2 separate regions of the Homo sapiens genome follow, and region 1 is linked to region 2. Evidence: read pairs that join two places in POLR2A ChIA-PET (ENCODE). Cell type or tissue: Panc1. All regions are shown on one strand. Each heading gives the region's core, and the rest is flanking DNA. Links, peaks and the distances in the headings are about the cores only. Region 1 has its middle 7.1 kb from the start of SERTAD1. Region 2 overlaps ITPKC (inositol-trisphosphate 3-kinase C).

What was found. ChIA-PET counts read pairs that join two places held together with the same protein. Peaks named below come from ENCODE experiments on the same cell type or tissue, not always from the same donor. Only the 100,000 strongest peaks of a DNase experiment are listed, where the experiment ranks them.
Region 1: POLR2A ChIA-PET joins it to region 2 with 10 read pairs; 5 of 35 experiments call an interaction of 5 or more read pairs at or near these places.

The regions. Positions count from the first base shown.
Region 1 is chr19:40,430,937-40,435,319 of GRCh38, forward strand. No RefSeq gene overlaps it. Among named protein-coding and RNA genes, the nearest start is that of SERTAD1, 7.1 kb to the left of the region's middle. RefSeq lists enhancers at 2,304-3,132, 2,808-2,887, a silencer at 2,998-3,287 and a cis regulatory region at 4,366-4,383. In Panc1, for the core only: no CTCF peak of the experiment used is centred there; no DNase peak of the experiment used is centred there; H3K4me3 peaks cover 1,905 bases; H3K27ac peaks cover 2,324 bases.
Region 2 is chr19:40,723,149-40,727,531 of GRCh38, forward strand. ITPKC (inositol-trisphosphate 3-kinase C) reads left to right here. Exons shown (of 7, transcript NM_025194.3): 2 at 2,192-2,291. Among named protein-coding and RNA genes, the nearest start is that of ITPKC, 8.2 kb to the left of the region's middle. In Panc1, for the core only: no CTCF peak of the experiment used is centred there; no DNase peak of the experiment used is centred there.

The DNA of each region.
Region 1 (4,383 bases), core at 199-4,198, 290 kb before region 2:
TGCCAGTTTATGGGACGAGTATTTTTTTTTTTTTTTTTGAGACGGAGTTTCGCTCTTGTTGCCCAGGCTGGAGTGCAATGGCACAGTTTTGGCTCACCACAGCCTCTGTCTCCTGGGTTCAAGAAATTGTCCTGCCTCAGCCTCCCGAGTAGCTGCGATTACAGGCATGCACCACCACGCCTGACCAATTTTGTATTTTTAGTAGAGACGGGGTTTCTCCCTGTTGGTCAGGCTGGTCTTGAACTTCTGACCTCAGGTGATCCGCCTGCCTCGGCCTCCCAAAGTGCTGGGATTACAGGCATAAGCCACCATGCCCGGTCCACGCCTGGCTCTTAAATTTTTTTGTAGTGATGAGATCTTACCATGTTGCCCAGGCTGATCTTGAACTCCTGGACTCAAGTGACCCTCTTGCCTTGGCCTCACAAAGTACTGGGATTATAGTTGTTCCCTGTCCAACAACTATCAAATAAATCTAGGTGAGATAGTATTCAGATGCTCAGAATACTTTTTTTCCCCATCTTTTCTATGTGCTTGAATTTTTAATAATAAAATTAAGGTAAGATGCTAATTAGAACCAGGCCCCCACTAGGCAAATTCACATTTTCTGCCCTCCAGAATCCATTTTTATGGCTGGCAAAAGGGACGCCTGGACCTGGAGTCTCCCAGTGGCTTACTCCAGGTCATACACTGAAGGAAAAGGAAATTTTCCTTCATGCTTGTAGTTTCAGCTGCTTCAGAGGCTGAGGTGGGAGGATCGCTTGAACCTGGGAGACAGAGGTTGCAGTGAGCCAGGATCAGGCTGCTGCTGCGCTGTACTCCATCCTGGGCGACAGAGCAAGACTCTGTAAAAAAAAAAAAAACAAAAAACAAAAAACAAAAAACAAGAACAAGAGCTCAGAGGAATCATCTGATTAATATATATTTATTAAGCACCTACTATGTGGTGGCCACTGTTGTAGATGGTGAGGATACAGCACTGGGTAAATTTCACAGAGTCTCCCCTCTCATGGAACAGGGTAGGAGGTGAAGAGAGAAAATATATATGAAAACGAATGCATTCATTGATTTGCAAACATTTATGTCTTGAGCCCCTTTTGTGTGCCAGACACTGTTATAGGCACTGAAGAAAGGGCAGTGAAATTATAGATGAAAATCTCTTATGGGAGCAGATGAACAATAAACAAATTACCTTGGCCGGGCGCCGTGGCTCACGCCTGTAATCCCAGCACTTTGGGAGGTCGAGGCAGGCCGATCACTTGAGGTCAGAAGTTCGAGACCAGCCTGACCAACATGGTGAAACCCCATCTCTACTAAAGATACAAAAGTTAGCCGGGTGTGGTGGCAAGTACCTGTACTCCCAGCTACTTGGGAGGTTGAGGCAAGAGAATTGTTTGAACCCGGGAGGCAGAGATTGCAGTGAGCCGAGATCGTGCCACTGCGCTCCAGCCTGGGTGACAGAGCAAGACTCTGTCCGAAAAAAGAAAAGAAAACAATCTAAACAACAACAACAACAAAAATTGAAAAAAAGACAGCAAATTAAATCAATTTAATTTGCATTTTTAGTAGAGATGGGGTTTCGCCATGTTGATCAGGCTGGTCTCGAACTCCTGACCTCAGGTGATCCGCCCGCCTCGGCCTCCCAAAGTGCTGGGATTACAGGCATGAGCCACCACGTCTGGCCAGTTTTTTTTTAATTTTTTATTTGTAGAAGCAGAGTATCCCCATGTTGCCCAAGCTGGTCTTGAACTCCTGGGCTCGAGTGATCCTCATGCCTCCGATTCCCAAAGTGCTGGGATTACAGGAGTGAGCCACCTGGCCGCCGGGTCTACTTCTTTTGTTTCATCAGGTCTCTGCTGAATTGTCACCTCTTCAGACATAACACATCCTCCTCCCCAAAGCTGCACATCTCTCAGCTCACTGCAACCTCCAATCTCCTGAATTCAAGCAATTCTCCTACCTCAGCCTCCCGAGTAGCTGGGATTACAGGCGCCTGCCACCATGCCCGGCTAATTTTTTTTTTTTTTAATAGAGACGAGGGTTTCATCATGTTGGCCAGACTAGTCTCGAACTCCTGACCTCAAGTGATCCACCCGCCTGGGCCTCTCAAAGTGTTGGGATCACAGGCATGAGCCACTGCACCCGGTCTGCTTTTTTCTTTTCCTTTGCAATTACCTGCTCCTAAGGTACTAGATAATTTGTGTGGTTTTTTTGTTTTGTTTTGTTTTGAAAGTAGCCCGGCGTGATGGCAGGCGCCTGTAGTCCCAGCTACTCGGGAGGCTGAGACAGGAGAATTGCTTGAACCCGGGAGACGGAGGTTGCGGTGAGCCGAGACGGTGCCACTGCCATCTCAAAAAACAAAAACAAAAACAAACAAAAAAATTAGCCGGGCGTGCCTGTAGTTCCAGGTACTTGGAAGGCTGAGGTAGGAGAATCACTTGAACCTGGAGTTTGAAGCTGCAGTGAGCTATGATCGCCCCACTGTACTCCAGCCTGGGCGACAGAGAACGACTCTGTCTCAAAAAACAAACAAACCAAAACAAATGAGAGAGGTAGGAAAACTAGAGGAAGAGCATTCCAGGCAGAGGCGAGAGCCAGTGCAAAGGCTCTGAAGTGCTGCCTGTCAGGAGACAAGGCCAGGGCAGCTGGACTGGGAGCTGCCGGGAAGGAGGTCCGAGAAGTGAGGCCTTTTAGCCTACTCTGTGGACCTTTGTTTTTTACTCCGAGCGGGATGAGAAGACCCTGGAAGATGAATCGATGAGAAAAATAATTTCCGTTTCCGTTCAGTGACTTGAAGAAAACAAAATAAGACGGGATAATCGCCTGTAACCAGGGTGGTCCTAGAGAGAGATTCTTCGAGGCGTTGACATTGGAGCTGGGGCCAGAAAATGGAGACGGAGCCAGGAATTCAAAGGCTGGGGGAAGGGAGAAGAGGAGAGGCCGGGCCTGGGGAAATGAAACCATCGGCGAAGCCACCGGGCCCGGCAGGCCTGGAGAGAAGCCTCCGCCTGCTGGGGAGGGAGGCAGGGAGGGGGGTCGGGAGGCGCGGCCCGCCCCGTCCGGCCTCTGGGGAGGGAGGAGGCGCCAGGCCGGCTCCCGGCCGCGGCCGCCTCCCGGGTACCCCGGCCGGCCCAGGGCGGAGGGTGGGCAGCGGGGAGGGACTGGGCCTTCCCGCCACGCCCAGGGCGGGCCGCGGGCCCATCCCCCGCCGCGGAGGAGGGCAGGTTGGGGAACGTGGACACTGCCCTCGGGGACTCGGTTCCTTCTGCAGGGCCAGCCTTTCCACTTCTGTGGCCAGTTCTTTTTAACAAGTGCGGTGTTAAGGAAGGCGCTGGGCCTCTCGGAGCCTCAGTTTTTTCATCTGGAAAGAGGGTGCTCCTCTTACTGGCCTCATCGCGGTGCTAAGGAACTGTGCGATTCCCCTTCCCAGGGTTATCTTCAGGGCAGGCAGAGAGCTGCAGGGAAAGGGGGAGGGCGGGGCACGGTGGCTCACTTTTTAAACAAAAAGTTTGTTTGTTTGTTTCCAGACGAAGTCTTGCTCTGTCGCCCAGGCTGGAGTGCAGTGGCGCCATCTCGGCTCACTGCAACCTTCGCCTCCCGGGTTCAAGCAATTCTCCTGCCTCAGCCTCCCGAGTAGCTGGGATTACAGGCGCCCGCCACCACACCCGGCTAATTTTCAGTAGAGACGGGGTTTCACCATGTTGGCCAGGCTGGTCTCGAACTCCTAACCTCGTGATCCGCCTGCCTCGGCCTCCCAAAGTGCTGGGATTACAGGCATGATCCACCGCGCCTGGCCTGTTTGTTTTTGAGACGGAGTTTCGCTCTTGTCGCCCAGGCTGGAGTGCAGTGGCCCCATCTCAGCTCACTGCAATCTCCACCTCTCCGGTTCAAGCAATTATCCTGCCTCAGCCTCCGGAGTAGCTGGGATTACAGGCAGCTGCCACCTTGCCCAGATAATTTTTGTATTTTTAGTAGAAATGGGGTTTCACTATGTTGGCGAGGCTGGTATTGAATTCCTGACCTCAAGTAATCCGCCTGCCTCAGCCTCCCAAAGTGCTGGGATTGTAGGAGTGAGCCAGGGCGCCCTACCTGTTTTTGTTTTTGAAACAGGGTCTTGCTCTGTAGCCCAGGCTGGAGTGCAGCAGTGGGATTTCCTCTCACTGCAACCTCTGCCCATTATGGGCTCAAGCGATCCTTCTACCTCAGCCTCACTAGTAGCTGGGACTACAGGTGAGCACCACCACACCCAGTTTTTTTGTTTTTTTTGTTTTTTTGGTTTTTTTTTTGAGTAGAGACAGGACCTCAGGGCCTTGCCATGTTACCCCAGGCTGGTCTCAAGCTCCTGGGCTCAAGCAATCTGACTGCCTTGGCCTCCCAAAGTGCTGG
Region 2 (4,383 bases), core at 146-4,145:
GACGGGGTTTCACTGTGTTAGCCAGGATGGTCTCAATCTCCTGACCTCATGATCCGCCTGCCTCAGCCTCCCAAAGTGCTGGGATTACAGGCATGAGCCACTGCGCCCGGCCTAATTTTTAAACATTTTGTAGAGATGGGGTCTTGCTATATTGCCCAGGCTGGCCTCAATCTCCTGGGCTCAGTGGTCCTCCCACCTTGGTTTCCCAGTGTTGAGATTACAGGCGTAAGCCATCGTACCCGCTGCTTTTGTGGTTTCCTTTGTTCTCTCTCTCTTTGTCTACTTCTGTTCATCTTTTTCTTTTCATCATTACTTTGTATCTCTCTCTTTTAGTCTTCCTATATTTGTTTTGTTTTTTTTTTGTTTTTGAGACAGTCTTGCTCTGTCGCCCAGGCTGGAGTGCAGTGGCGTGTTCTTGGCTCACCGCAACCTCTGCCTCTCGGGTTCAAACGACTCTCATGCCTCAGCCTCCTGAGTAGCTGGGACTACAGGTGTGTATCACCACGCCCGGCTAATTTTTGTATTTTTAGTAGAGGTGGGGTTTCACCATGTTGGCCAGGCTGGTCTCAAACTCCTGACCTCAGGTGATCTGCCCACCTCACCCTCCCGAAATGCTGGGATTACAGGTGAGAGCCACCACACCCGGCCTATTTCTTTATCTTTTAGCAATTCTATACCTGTCTCTGTATTAGTCAGGGTAGGTCAGGATTTTCTGCAGTAACAAAGAGCCCCCAAATCTTAGTGACTTAGAACAACAAAGGATTATTTTGCTTTATACTACACATTGGTCACAGGTCAGTGGTGGGTCAAGGGCTCTGCTTCATGCTGTCTTCACTCAGGGTCCCAGGCTGAGGGAGCTTCCATTTCTTTTCTTACTCCCTCCCCCACTGGGGAACAAACGTGGCGAGTCATAAACTGGCTCTTAAGGCTCCTACCCGAAAGTGACACTTCTGCTCCCAGTTAATTGGCCAAAGCAAGGCCAGGTGTGGTGGCTCACACCTATAATCCCAGCACTTTGGAGACCAAGATGGGAGGATTGCATGAGGCCAGGAGTTCAAGACCAGCCTGGGCAACATAGCAAGATGCCATAAAGTAGCTGGGCATGGTGGCACACGCCTGTAGTCCTGACTACTCAGGAGGCTGGGATGGGAGCATCGCTTGAGTCCAGGAGTTGGAGGTTGCAGTGAGCTATGATGGTGCCATTGTACTGCAGTCTGGCTGACGGAGTGAGACCCGGTCTCTAAAACAAAACAAAACAAACAAAAAACAACAATCCCCAGTTCAGGAGGGCAGGGACATCCCTGAACTAATAGCTGGAGCTATGTGGTGAACAGCTGTCATGACTGCCACGGTCTCTGTCGCTGTCTCTGTCTCTCTGTCATCACTATGTCATCTGCCTCTCTGTTTCTGTCTCTCTCTGTGGTCCATCTCCATCCATCAACTCCTGCCTCTATAATTTTCCCCAAAAGGTCTGACCTGGTTTAGGGACAGAGATGGGGCTTCCAATATTTGACACTGGTCCCTACATAATGGCTTATGCCTGAAACCCCAACACTTTGGGAGACTGAGGCAGGTGGACTGCTTGAGGTCAGGAGCTCAAGACCAGCTTGGGCAACATGGTGAAACCCCATCTCTACTAAAAATACAAAAATTAGCCAGACATGGTGGCATGCACCTGTAGTCCCAGCTACTCGGAGGGTGAGGCAGGAGGATCACTTGAACCTCGGAGGCAGAGGTTGCAGTGAGCCAAGATCATACCACTGCACTCTGGACTAGGTGACAGAGACCCTGTCTCAATTAAAAAAAAAAAAAAAAGAAGATTTGGAACTGTGTATGTGCAGTGGAAGATGTAAGGGTTGTTTGTTAAACCACAACAAAACCTAGCCTGTCCTTACTCATAAGATCCTTACTCATAAGAGAAGGACAGAGAGACATAGATACAAAGAAAGTGATGACAGAGGGGAGAAATGGGCAAAGAATTTCCCCTATCTTGCTGAGGGCTTTGGGCGATCATGTGATTGCCGAACTAAGTGGGGCTCACTCACCCCAACAAGCCTGGGAACAGTGATCCCAGGAAGCCCCTGGCCCTGGAAAGACTGCAGGTCCCCTTTCGTTCCCTCTCATGGCAGCACCTCTAGCCCCTGCCTTCCCTGGCCTTGGCCCTGACCCCACCCTGCTCTGCTCCCTACAGAGCAAACCCTGGAAGAAGCTGAAGACAGTTCTGAAGTATTCACCCTTTGTGGTCTCCTTCCGAAAACACTACCCTTGGGTCCAGCTTTCTGGACATGCTGGTAAGTGGGGTGGTGGTGGACAGAGCTGGGCAGAGTCTCCTGGGCCAGGGAAAGGGATGTTCTCTGTAGTTTAGTTCCCCCACCTAGTGATGGGCTTGGTGACAGTCCCCACCTTATGGGACTGTTATGGGCAGTGCTTAGGCCTGGGCCTGGCCCTTCGTATGTCAGGGCAGAGGGCTATTCCTTGTTATTCTGGTGGAGAGAGGGAGCTTCAGACGGACCTGAGCTCAAACCCTAGTTCTGCTCTGTATTCATGGGTGACCTTGGGCAAGTTACTTTCCTTTACTGGGCCTCAGCTGCCCCATCTGTTAATGTGGAGATAACCTTACCTCCCTTGCAGGATTAACCGAAGAGTTAAAATCAAAATGTATATAAAGATTGAGGCCAGGCACGGTGGCTTACATCTGTAATCCTAGCACTTTGGCAGGCCAAAACAGGAGGATCGCTTGAGCCCAGGAGTTTAAGACCAACCTAGGCAATATAGTGAGACCCCGTTTCAATTAAAAAAAAAAAAAGATTGGCTGGGCGCAGTGGCTCATGCCTGTAATCCCAGGCCTTTGGGAGGCCGAGGTGGGTGGATCCCCTGAGGTCAGGAGTTTAAGACCAGCCTGGCCAATGTGGTGAAATCCCTTCTCTACTAAAAATAAAAAAATTAGCCAGGCATGGTGGCGGGTGCCTGTAATCCCAGCTACTCAGGAGGCTGAGGCAGGAGAATCACTTGAACCCGGGAGGTGAAGGTTGCAGTGAGCCAAGATCGCAGCATTGCACTGCAGCCTGAGTGACAAGAGCGAAACTTCGTCTCAAAAAAAAAAAAGACTGAGGCACAGGACTCTTATGAATGGAAATGATCACTCCTTGCCTTCTCCGCGTGTTCAGAGCATAGCAGGCCTTCAGTAAGTAGCAGCTGTAACATTTTGCCCCCAGGACCTTGCAAATGCCTGCAGCACAGAGTAGCACAATGGTGGCATATAGTGCTCTTTTGAAAGGCTAGGCCATAAATATCTTAGGTTTTGTGGGCCTATGGTCTCTGTCGCAACTACTCAGCTCTGCTGTTACAGCAGGAAAGCTGCCATAGACACTATGTAAACATATGAGTGTGTCTGTATTCCAATAAAACTTTATTTGCAAAAACCAGCAGCAGGCTGGACTAGAAAAGTGTGCCCATTGGCAAATGGCGACAGTAAGAGAATTTGTCTGCCTTGTTTGTCTTTAGATCTGACCTGGAAATAAGGCAAGACCCCCTAAAACTGTGTCAACACAAGTTTGCCATCTATATGTGTTCTGGTTACTATTGCTGAGTTTATTAAAAAAACAAAACTCAGCAGAGCACAGCGGCTCATGGCTGTAGTTCTAGCACTTTGGGAGGCTGAGGTGGGAGGATCACTTGAGCCCAGGAGTTTGAGACCAGCCTGGGTGACATAGTGAGACCTTGTCTCTACGAAAAATAAAGAAATTAACTGGGCATGGTGGCATGCACCTGTGGTCCCAGGTACTTGGGAGCTGAGGGTGGGAAGATCACTTGAGTCCAGGAGGTCTGGGATGCAGTGAGCCTTGATCGCACCACAGTACTCTAGCCTAGATGACCGAGTGAGACCCTGTCTCAAAAATAAATACGCCAGGGGCGGTGGCTCACGCCTGTAATCCCAGCACTTTGGGAGGCCAAGGCAGGCGGATCACGAGGTCAGGAGATCGAGACCATCCTGGCTAACAAAGTGAAACCCCGTCTCTACTAAAAATACAAAAAATTAGCCGGGCATGGTGGCGGGCGCCTGTAATCCCAGCTACTCGGGAGGCTGAGGCAGGAGAATGGCGTGAACCCGGGAGGCGGAGGTTGCAGTGAGCCGAGATAGCACCACTGCACTCCAGCCTGGGTGACAGAGCGAGACTCTGTCTCAAAAATAAATAAATAAATAAAATAAAATAAAATAAATACAAAACAAAACCCAAAAACCCCAAGACTTAGTGATGGTTAAAAAAAATAACTTAGTAGAATAAAACAATCATTTTATTGACCTCAGAAGTTTTGGGTCAGCAATTCAGACAGGATGGCAGGGATGGCTTTTCACTGCTCCACAATATCTGGGAACTCAGC